Linked DNA regions of Homo sapiens: region 2 is linked to region 1. A link is a contact called in ENCODE Hi-C or POLR2A ChIA-PET data. All regions are on one chromosome and are shown on one strand. Each heading gives the region's core, a stretch centred on a gene start or an enhancer-like site at or near the end of the contact. The rest is flanking DNA. Distances are from core to core; before and after follow the strand shown. Region 1 overlaps CAB39L (calcium binding protein 39 like). Region 2 overlaps CAB39L (calcium binding protein 39 like).

The links. A loop is a pair of places that touch in the nucleus more often than their neighbours do. ChIA-PET counts read pairs that join two places held with the same protein, here RNA polymerase II (POLR2A). Pooled maps may share reads with other maps.
Region 2: a loop to region 1 is called in a map of ascending aorta, with 4 times the contacts of the local background. The contact joins two enhancer-like sites. A Hi-C loop is called at or near these places in 11 of 168 maps with a recorded cell type or tissue (Caco-2, IMR-90, aorta and 7 more), 2 of 37 single-sample maps with no recorded cell type and 8 of 50 pooled maps. POLR2A ChIA-PET finds 5 or more read pairs at or near these places in 5 of 52 experiments (AG04450, BJ, Caco-2 and 2 more).

What each region holds. Positions count from the first base shown.
Region 1 is chr13:49,354,838-49,359,920 of GRCh38, forward strand. It overlaps CAB39L (calcium binding protein 39 like), which reads right to left. Exons shown (of 11, transcript NM_001079670.3): 6 at 4,877-4,995. Among named protein-coding and RNA genes, the nearest start is that of CAB39L, 87 kb to the right of the region's middle. Within about 2 kb of position 3,039, at least 2 of the 41 ENCODE cell types and tissues checked have a DNase peak (open chromatin) inside an H3K27ac peak, as active enhancers do; they include IMR-90 and ascending aorta, where a contact is called at or near this core.
Region 2 is chr13:49,311,478-49,316,560 of GRCh38, forward strand. All of the region lies in intron 10 of CAB39L (calcium binding protein 39 like), which reads right to left. Among named protein-coding and RNA genes, the nearest start is that of CDADC1, 66 kb to the left of the region's middle. RefSeq lists an enhancer at 2,480-3,679. Within about 2 kb of position 2,579, at least 24 of the 41 ENCODE cell types and tissues checked have a DNase peak (open chromatin) inside an H3K27ac peak, as active enhancers do; they include IMR-90 and ascending aorta, where a contact is called at or near this core.

The DNA of each region.
Region 1 (5,083 bases), core at 1,789-4,288:
AGTGAGCTACAGTAATCATTACACAGAAAATGGTCAGAAGAATGATCTTGTGCAAGAATATTTCAATTTAAGAACAAAGATTACATTATGTAAGGGGGAAAATGACTTTTGTGATTATTGCTGGAAGTAAACAAGGCCAGGAAATACCTGGAAAGCTTTTGTAAAATGCCATTCAACAAACACTTGGCCTCCTCAATATAGTCAAGAACGTATGTTTCTAATCTAGAAACATTTGCTGACTAAAAATAATGAGTTAGGCCAGGCATAGTGGCTCATGCATATAATCCCAGCACTTTGGGAGGCCAAGGCAGGAGGATTGCTTGAGCCCAGGAGTTTGAAACCAGCCTGGGCAACATAGTGGGACCCTGTTTCTACAAAAAAAAAAAAAAAATTAATTAGCTAAGTGTGGTGGCATGCACTTGTAGTCCCGGCTATTTGGGAGGCTGAGTCAGGAGGATCACTTGAGCCTAGGAGGTTGAGACTATAGTGAGCTGTGATCACAGCACTACCTTCTAGTATGGGCAACAAAGCAAGACCCTGTCTCGATAAATAAATAAAATAATGAGTTAGTTCTGTCCACCAAAAAGGCCTAGAAGCAATAACAATCCAATGTCAATGAGCACCCCTAGCAACCAGATTGTAGTCTCTAAGAACCATTTCTCTCTAAAAAGAACCAACATCCTTGGTAGAAATTTCAGGTCTTTGTCAGCAAATGTACAAGTTGGGTGGCATATCTCGTTACACCAGAAAGCAAAGAAGCTCTCAGAAACTATTTTAGTGATGTTAAGAGATATCACCTAGAAGGGGCCACAGATGGCCAATTGAGCATTAAAAAAACATGTGTAGAACTAAATAAGACATATAGAAAACATTAAATCCATTAGTTCATCAGATACTAGAAGAGTGTGTGTCTCTGTACATATATAAATATATATATATATTTATACACACACACATATATAAAGGCAGGGGGAGGGAGGGAAATAACTCATTAGACACCGATGAAAGTTCCTAGGATATCTTATTTTTCTCTAAAATGATAATTAAAAGAAAAGAATTGAGCATTTATTCTGCCTCTCTGGTATGAATTATACTTCAGAGTATTCTAACACCTGAAGCTGTGGTGGGTGAATGACAGTATTCTCTATAAAACTACTTTAGCCAATAAAAAATACAAAAGGAATGACAGAATTCAAAATTACCTTTTTGTCACCTCTAGCAAAATGACGGAATCAGGCAATGTTCATCAATGGATGGTAAAACAATTAAGTTTAAGGTTGATGGGAAACTTTATAGTGGATTAGACTGTCACCAACTGAACCCATTGCTCAGTCTTAGCATTACTAAAAGTACATCTCCTAATGTGATGAAATATGAACTACATAGCACCATCTACAAAATAACTGCCAAAATGAAACTGCTTAAAATTTTTTATAATAAACTTAAAAAAACAGGATAATTGGGAGAAATTTATGATTTTAACATCAGCCTTCTGGAACATAGTCCACTGGCCACAGTTCTTTATGGATCACTGAGAGCTGTTCAGTGACCTCATTCTCAAGTTCTCTCAGTACCCTGGAATGTCATTTGCCTGAGCCAGAAGACAAATTCATTTAGAGTGAGTAAGTCCTTATTTATAATCTTTTCATAGAACTTGGGCTCCAAATACATTTTACCATGTTTAATACCACATATCCAGATAATTCTCTTTGATACACAAGTATCAATTGCTTTTTGTCTTATATTCTTTATGGTTAGACTTAGGTTCTATACAGAATGTTACTATCATACTCTCATTTATATTATTGTTTGATGTGTAAATGTACCAATCAAGTTATGCCCTAGGTTTTAAAGTGACTTCACAAGGATAATTCGGTAAAAATCCTGACTTTTAAGAAGGGCTAAATCTCTAGCATTCAGTGCTAAATTAGAAAATGGTAACAGGGGCTGGGTGCGGTAGCTCATGCCTGTAATTCCAGCATTTTGGGAGGCCGAGGCAGGCAGATCACAAGACCATCTGGCTAACATGGTGAAACCTCGTCTCTACTAAAAATAGAAAAAATTAGTGAGGCGTGGTGGCATGGGCCTGTAGTCCCAGCTACTCAGGAGGCTGAGGCAGGAGAATCGCTTGAACCTGGGAGGGAGAGGTTGCAGTGAGCCGAGATCACGCCACTGCACTCCAGCCTGGGCGACAGAGCGAGACTCCATCTCAAAAAAAAAAAAAAAGAAAATGGTAACAGGTAAAACTGATTATGGTACAACTGTTCCACTACCCTGTCCTCAGGAGCATCAACAATTCCCGCTCCCTTCACATTTGAACAGTCCTCGAATCTTCTTAAAGGTATATTAATGGTAAGGAACATGGGATTTAGTGTCAGATCTGCATGGAAAACTAGGCTCTGTCATGTATTAGCCATATAACCTTGAGCAATATCCTTACTCTCTCTGAGTTTCAGTTTCCTCATCTGTAAAATGGTAAAAAAATAATATGTAGTCCTCATAGTATTGGAAAGTAAACAACATAACATAAGTAAAGACATTACAACAGCTGGCACATAGCAAACAATGAGTAAATGGTTTATACAAAACAGGATGTGAAGGAATGAGTTAAAAGTTTGGGTTGAAAAACAGAAGAATAATCATTGCAATAGAGAATTAAAACCAGAGGTGTAGTCCCCAAATTGTCACTAATGATTTCGTTTGGAGAGATTATGGGATGTACTTTCTTTTTCTGTTCTACATTTCTAAAATGTTTTAGTTTTTAAATAATAACCATGTATTACTTTTGAATTGGAAAGAAATGGAAATGTTTTCAAATACGCATTCTCTTCATTCTCAGTATCTCCATTAAAGTTCTGATGATAATCTCTTCCCCAGACTCTTCCAAGCTGGAATCTCAGCCTCCCACCCCAAGCTATTTTCTATGTTGCCACCAGAACTCCTCATGTCTAGTCCCTGGATGACTCCATGTTGCCTACAGAATGACATTCAAACTCCCTAGTAGGACTTGGAAAGCTCTTCATCATCTGGTCTCAGTATTTCCAACTTCATACGGCACCCTTCCCTCTGACTCACACAGAACTCTAGTCACACCAGAATTCTTGTCATTCTCCAAACACATAAAATCTCTTATATACTTTCACCTTTCTGTGGGCCGAAATGGCAATGAACAAAGTGATCTTAGATAGCACATGCTGAAGATGACAGAACCCCCTGATGAACTAGAACATCTGCTCTGCACTATTACATGAGAAATATACTTATCTTGTTGTGGAGCCAATTCACTTTGGGGTCTATGTGTTATAGAAGCTTTGTATCCCCTAACTAATAGATGATACAAGGATCTTTCCCTTTCCAGAGCTGAAAGAAACAATTCTCCAGTAAAACAATTATTTTGTACCCAAAACAAAAGTAATCATAGTACACTACTTTGCTCACTAGTGAATAATAACTGTGCAATCATAATAATCTAAATGTGATTATTAAAATTTAAAATTATGATAAAGTTTATTAGGAAGATAAGGGAAAGGAAATAGAATAATGGTGGCAGTAAAAAGACTATCATCTAGTTTATCTTGTCAAAGATACTGCTTAAAATTGATAAGTGAAAAATTAGTATAAGCCCATTATTTGTAACACAGAGGTAAATATATGATGAAAACAATGATGAACAAATAAAAGAGATAAAAGTGGTTGTCTTTGGGTAATAGGACTGAAAAATAGAGAAGAAAGAGGCAAAGAGGCCAGGCGCAGTGGCTCACGCCTGTAATTCCAGCACTTTGGGAGTCTGAGGCAGGCAGATCACTTGAGGTCAGGAGGTCGAGACCAGCCTGGCCAAATAGTGAAAACCTGTCTCTACTAAAAATACAAAAATTAGCCATGCGTGGTGATGGGCACCTGTAATCCCAGCTACCCGGGAGGCTGAGGCAGGAGAACTGCTTGAACCCAGGAGGCAGAGGTTGCAGTGAGCCAAGATCGCATCACTGTACTCCAGCCTGGACAATAGAGCAAGACGCTGTCTCAAAAAAAAGAAAGAAAGAAAAGAAAAAAGAGACAAAGAACTGCTATTTATTGATATATCTGATTTTTAAACTATGTATTATTTTGATACAATTAAATATTTAAAATGTACAAGAGAGAAAATGAACACAGGTGAGATGGACTAGGTATGAAACAGCAGAATTGAAAACAGGAATACAATAAAATAAAGAGACGTCCTGGTTTGAGATGGTGGAGTAGAAAGACAAGGGGAGGAAGAAGATGGTCTGCTGTCCTCAAGCTTTGCTACACCTAGATCTCCAGTCTTTATGATTCAGAGTAGCCTCCAAATGCCCAAGAAACATTTATAAATAAGTATACATAAAAATAATAATCAGGGATTCTATCACCCACCTCGACTTCAGTTTTATGGCTTCCCTATAGACCCATATACATTCACCTTGGCAGATGCTAGCTACTGGAAAAACTCTCATACCTGTATTTCATTTCCCAGAACCAGAATATATATGTGTGTGCTTATGTGCGTGGTGAGGGCATTCAATCTCATGCAAGCAGGAAAAGGGTAAGTGGGCAGCTAGGAATAGGGCAGATAGGGAAGCATAAGCAATACTGTAATAGGAAGAGACAGAAATAGCAGAAATGTGGAGGAAAGGAAGGCAGTAAATGGAAACATAACATTTAGAAACATTAAGGTGCAAAGAAAGGATTTTGCTGCAGTAATCATAGAGACAGATCTGGAGGGCTGACCTCACACATGACAAATACCTTTACTGCAGTTCCAAAAGGGAACTCATCATATCTCAAATGAGACTAATGCTATGCACTTTTAACAACTATTAAAAACTTAGCCCTACTTGAAAGGAAGCCATGTACCTACCCTTTGAGGAGCATAAACAGGATATGAGGATGAGCACTAATATACTCCACAGTAGGACTCCGAGTGCCTATCTGTCTTCTCAAGATGTTGTTAAATATCTGGGTCACATCTTTTTTTCCCTGTTAAAGAAACAAACAGAAATTAAATTGTACACTCTAAATGGATGAATTGTATAGTATGTGGAATATATACATATATATATACACA
Region 2 (5,083 bases), core at 1,329-3,828, 44 kb before region 1:
TTAACTGTAAAACAGCCTCAGGCAGGTCCCTCAGGAGGTATCCAGAAGAAGGCACTGTTATCGTAGGAGGTGACACCTCCATGGGTGTTATGGCCCCTGCAGACTTTCCAGGGGGACAAGATGTGGAGGTGGAAGCAGTGATACTGATGATCCTGACCCTGTGTAGGCCGAGGCTAATGTGAGTGTTTATGTCTTAGTTTTTAACAAAGAAGTTTAAAAAGTAAAAAATAAAAAACTTTAAGCACAGAAAAAGCTTATAGAATAAGGATATAAAGAAAGAAAATGTTTTTGTACAGCTGTATAATGTGTTTGTTTTAAGCTGTGTTATTGCAAAAGAGTAAAAAAGTTTTAAAAAATTAAAAAATAAACTTTTTATAAAAGTAAAAAGTTACAGTAAGCTAAGGTTATTTTTATGTATGTATTTATTTATTTTTGAGACAGGGTCTCGCTCTGTCACCCAGGCTGACGTGCAGTGGCACTATCAGAGCTCACTGCAGACTGGAACTCCTGGGCTCAAGCGATCCTCCCGCCTCAGCTTCCCCAGTGGCTAGGACTACAAGTGCATGCCACTGCACCTGGCTAATTTAAAAAGTTTTTCGTAGAGGCAGGCCTGACTATGACTGCCAAGGCTGGTCTCGAATTCCTGGTTTCAAACAATCCTTCCACCTTGGCCTCCCAAAGCTGTGGGATTACAGGCATGAGCCACCATGCCTGGCCCTAAGGTTAACTTATTATTAAAACAAGAAAAAAAATTTTTTAAATCAATTTAGTGTAGTCTAAGCAGTGTTTATGAAGTCTACAGTAGTGTACGGTAATGTCCTAGGCCTTCGCATTCACTCACCATTCAATCCCTGACTCCCCCAGAGCAACTGCCAGTCCTGTAAGCTCCATTTATGGTAAGTTCCCTATACAGGTGTACCATTTTTTCTCTTTTATGCCATCTTGTTACTGTATCTTTTCTATGTTTAGATACCCAAATACCATTGGGTTATAATTGCCTGCAGTATTCAGTATGGTAACATGCTGCACAGGTTTGTGCTCTAGGCGCAATAGCCCACACTATATAGCCTAGGTGTGTGGCAGGCTCCACCACCTAGGTCTGCGTAAATGCACTCTGTGATGTTCCCACACAAAGGACATCGCCTAGTGAGCATGTTTCTCAGAACAACTCCCTGCTGTTAAGCGCCACAGGCCTGCACTTCACCTTTCCTATCACTCTCCTAAGTCACTAGCTAGGAGCACGTGGGAGCTATCTATGAACATTTCATATTTGACTTTGTTTTACTTTTAAATATTTGTTCTTAACTATAAAATCTTTCAAACAGAAAATAACATAACAAATCCAGTATACGTACCTCACAAATTGAATAGATTTTACCATTGTGCCTCAAGAGTCTCTTTTTAAACAAATAAAACATTACAAATGGAACCAAACCCTCACCTTCCACCTTTCCCCTCCCACCTCCAGCAGTGTGCCACCATCTCTGGGCACATTTCAATCCTTATCCTCCTATTACATAGATATTTAAACATAAACAACATATAGTATGAAAGAGCTTATGATTTTTAAACATAATTTATTTTTTGAACACATAATATCATCACCTAGTTCAAAATTCAAAAAGGACAAACGTGAATAGTCCTCCTCTCACCTTCCCTCCCTGGAGGTCACCAATGTCACTGTTTGTTACATATGTGAAGCTTTAAAAATTACAACTGCTGGGCCAGGCGCGGTGGCTCATGCCTGTAATCCTAGTACTTTGGGAGGCCGAGGTGGGCGGATCACGAAGTCAGGAGATCGAGACCATCCTGGCTAACACGGTGAAATCCCATCTCTACTAAAAATACAAAAAATTAGCCAGGCGTGGTGGCGGGCGCCTGTAGTCCCAGCTACTCGGGAGGCTGTGGCAGGAGAATGGCGTGAACCCAGGAGGCGAAGCTTGCAGTGAGCTGAGATCGCGCCACTGCACTCTAGCCTGGGCAACAGAGTGAGACTCCGTCTCAAAAAAAAAAAAAAAAATTACAACTGCCCAGGTCCTACCTCCCAGATACGTCAACTCAGCAGGTCTGTGGTGGATGTCTAGCATTCTGTATTTCTATGAAGTTCCACAGAGATTCTTATGTGAACTCCTGGTGGAAACCACGATCTGATACTGACTGGTGCACTATTTTGTAAAAGACACACTCCTTAGTTACTGCTACATACATGACCACATGACCAGAATGCAGATCAAAGTGTCTCTGAGCCCTACAGAGCTCTCTGGTGTGATGGTCTGGCCTCCTGCCTCTGCCTGGCACCCCCTCTGCCCACCCATCCCTGTCCCATAGCTGTGCAGTGCCCAACTCTACAGGGAACACACTATGAAAGGGCTTAGTTATGGGGCAGTGGGGGTTTCATGGCTAAGCCTTTAAGGTTCCTCCACCCTAGCAAGTGTGGGGAAGGAGAAAACTACCCTAGGATGTTGAGTACCAATGTGGAGAATACAAGACTGCAGAGGCTCCCATCCCAGGAGGTGGCGATGACATTACATTTCCGGGTTTGGAACAGGAAGGCTCATGGTGTGGGCGGCATGAGAGCTAGTCCATGAGTCAGGCAGAGAATGTTTACACGTGGTGGTAAGAAAAGCAGCATTCCAGGAATACTGAATTGTCCCACTGCAGGCTCTGAGGTGGGCGGGACAGGACGTGGGAGCAACAGTAAGAATGAGTAAGGGAACGTGGGAGCTAAGGCGGCGCCGGCTCTGGAACCTGGGTTCAAATTCCACCTCTCCTACATGTTAGCAGTGTGTCCACCAGCAAAGTTTTGTTATCTAGAAATAAAAGGACCTCTGCCTGTCTGGGTGGGGAGAATGTGCTGGAGAACATCAGCAGCTTCAGCACAAGTAAGTCTCCTGAAAGCCTTCTGTTGTCACTGTATGTGGGGAGTCGTGCTTGCTGGAGGCAAAGTGCCTGAACTGAATTCAAGGCCTCGTCACTGCCCCATCACCCTAATTCTGGTCAACTGTACACACGACCGTGGGCAGCCAGTTCATAGCCCTCCCAGCTGGTTGTCTTCATTCATGGGGCTAAGTGTTTCACACTCATCGAACACTTAACCCTCACAACAGCCCTGAAGTATAAGAGCTGTTATCCTCATCTGTTAATAAGGAAACAGGCTGAGTCATATTAATAAACTTGACCACATAGTAGTATGGTTAACAGCGCAGATTCAGAAGCACACAGCCTGGGCCCAAATCCTAGCACCATCTCTTATTAGCTTTATGATTTCACAAAACTTGTTTACCTCTCTGTACCTCAGTTTCTTCATCTGAAAAATGGGGATGATAACAGTACCTGAGTGCCATTAGGTAACTGTGAGGCTTAATGAGAACAGTATATGTATTCTACTCCATGCATTCAAATGGTACATGGCACACAGCATGCACCATTCAAATGCATGGAGTAGAACACATACATTGTTGCAAAATTGCTTTTGCCAGGCTCACAGAACTAGCAAGGGCTGAAGCTGAGATTAATCCCAGGATGCTTGTTCTGAGAACTGATGAGATGTGACATTTTACCAGGTGAGGTTCAGAACTAGAAATCAAAGCCCACAAATCTGATACTCAGTTCATTTGGCCAATTTAGTTCTGAAATTGTTCATAAATATGATATATAAATTCTTCATGTTTCTGTTCTTTCCATCAAAGGTCATGGACTCACTCACACAGCAAGTGCTAAGGAATACAGAACCCTCTCTGGGAACACTGCACGTCCCTGTGGTCACGAGTGGCTCATGATGAGACAGTCTCTTGGCAGCCCACATGGCTTACTTACAGTGAGCCCACCGCTCAGCCAGGCCAGGGGACCCATAACAGAGAAGGAAAAGGGTTTCCTAAGCTTCTGCTTGGTGGGTCTACAGCCATGGGGTGACAAGGAGGAACTGACCTTTGACCTTCTGGGTTATAAAGTATCCTAGGCTCCTCTGAAACAACCAATGGGAAATAGAAATCACAAAGAAAATTAGAAAACACTTTGAGACAAATGAAAACAAAAACAAAATATATCAAAACTCATAAGATGCACCAAAAGCAGTGCTCAGGGGGAAATTTATAGCTATAAATGCCTACATTAAAAAAGAAAGATCTGGACTGGGTACGGTGGCTCACGTCTGTAATCCAGCAGCGTGGGAGGCCAAGGCGGGCGGATCATGAAGTCAGGAGTTTGAGACCAGCCTGACCAACATGGTGAAACCCTCTGTCTACTAAAAATACAAAAATTAGCCGGGCATGGTGGTGTGCGCCTGTAATCCCAGCTATTCAGGAAGCTGAGGCAGGAGAATGGCTTGAACCCAGAAGGCGGAGGTTGCAGTGAGCCAAGATCGTGCCACGGCACTCCAGCCTGGGCAACAGAGCAAGTCTCCATCTCAAAAAAAAAAAAAAAGAAAAGAAAAGAAAAGAAAGATCTCAGATTAGTAACCTAGTTTTATAGCTTAAGGAACTAGGAAGAGAAGAACAAACTAAACCAAAGCAACATAAGGAAGGAAAGAATAAAACTTAGAGCAGAGATAAACAAAACGGAGAACAGGAAAATGACAGAATCAATGAACCCAAAAGTTGGTTCTTTGAAAAAAATTAATAAAATTGATAAACCTTTAGCTAGATTGACTAAGAAAAGAAAGAAGACTCAAATGCTAAACATTACTAATGGCCTTATAGAAATAAAAGGGGATTATGAGAGATGCTATGAACAATTATATACTAAAAAATTAGATAACCTAGATGATGACATGGCCAAATTCCTAGAAACATGCAGACTACCCAACTGACTCAAGAAGAAACAGAGAATCTGCAGACCTCTGACAAGAGATCAAATCAGTAACTTCCAACAAAAAAGAGACCAGGACCAGATGGCTTCACTAGTAAATTCTACCTAACATTTAAAGAAGAATTAACACAAATCTCTCTCAAATTCTTCTGAAAACTGTAAGAAATGGGAACACTTCCTAACTTATGATATGAGGCCAGTATTACCCAAATACCAAAGCCAGAGAAAAACAACACAAAAAAACTACATACCAGTATTCTCTATGAATAAAAATGCA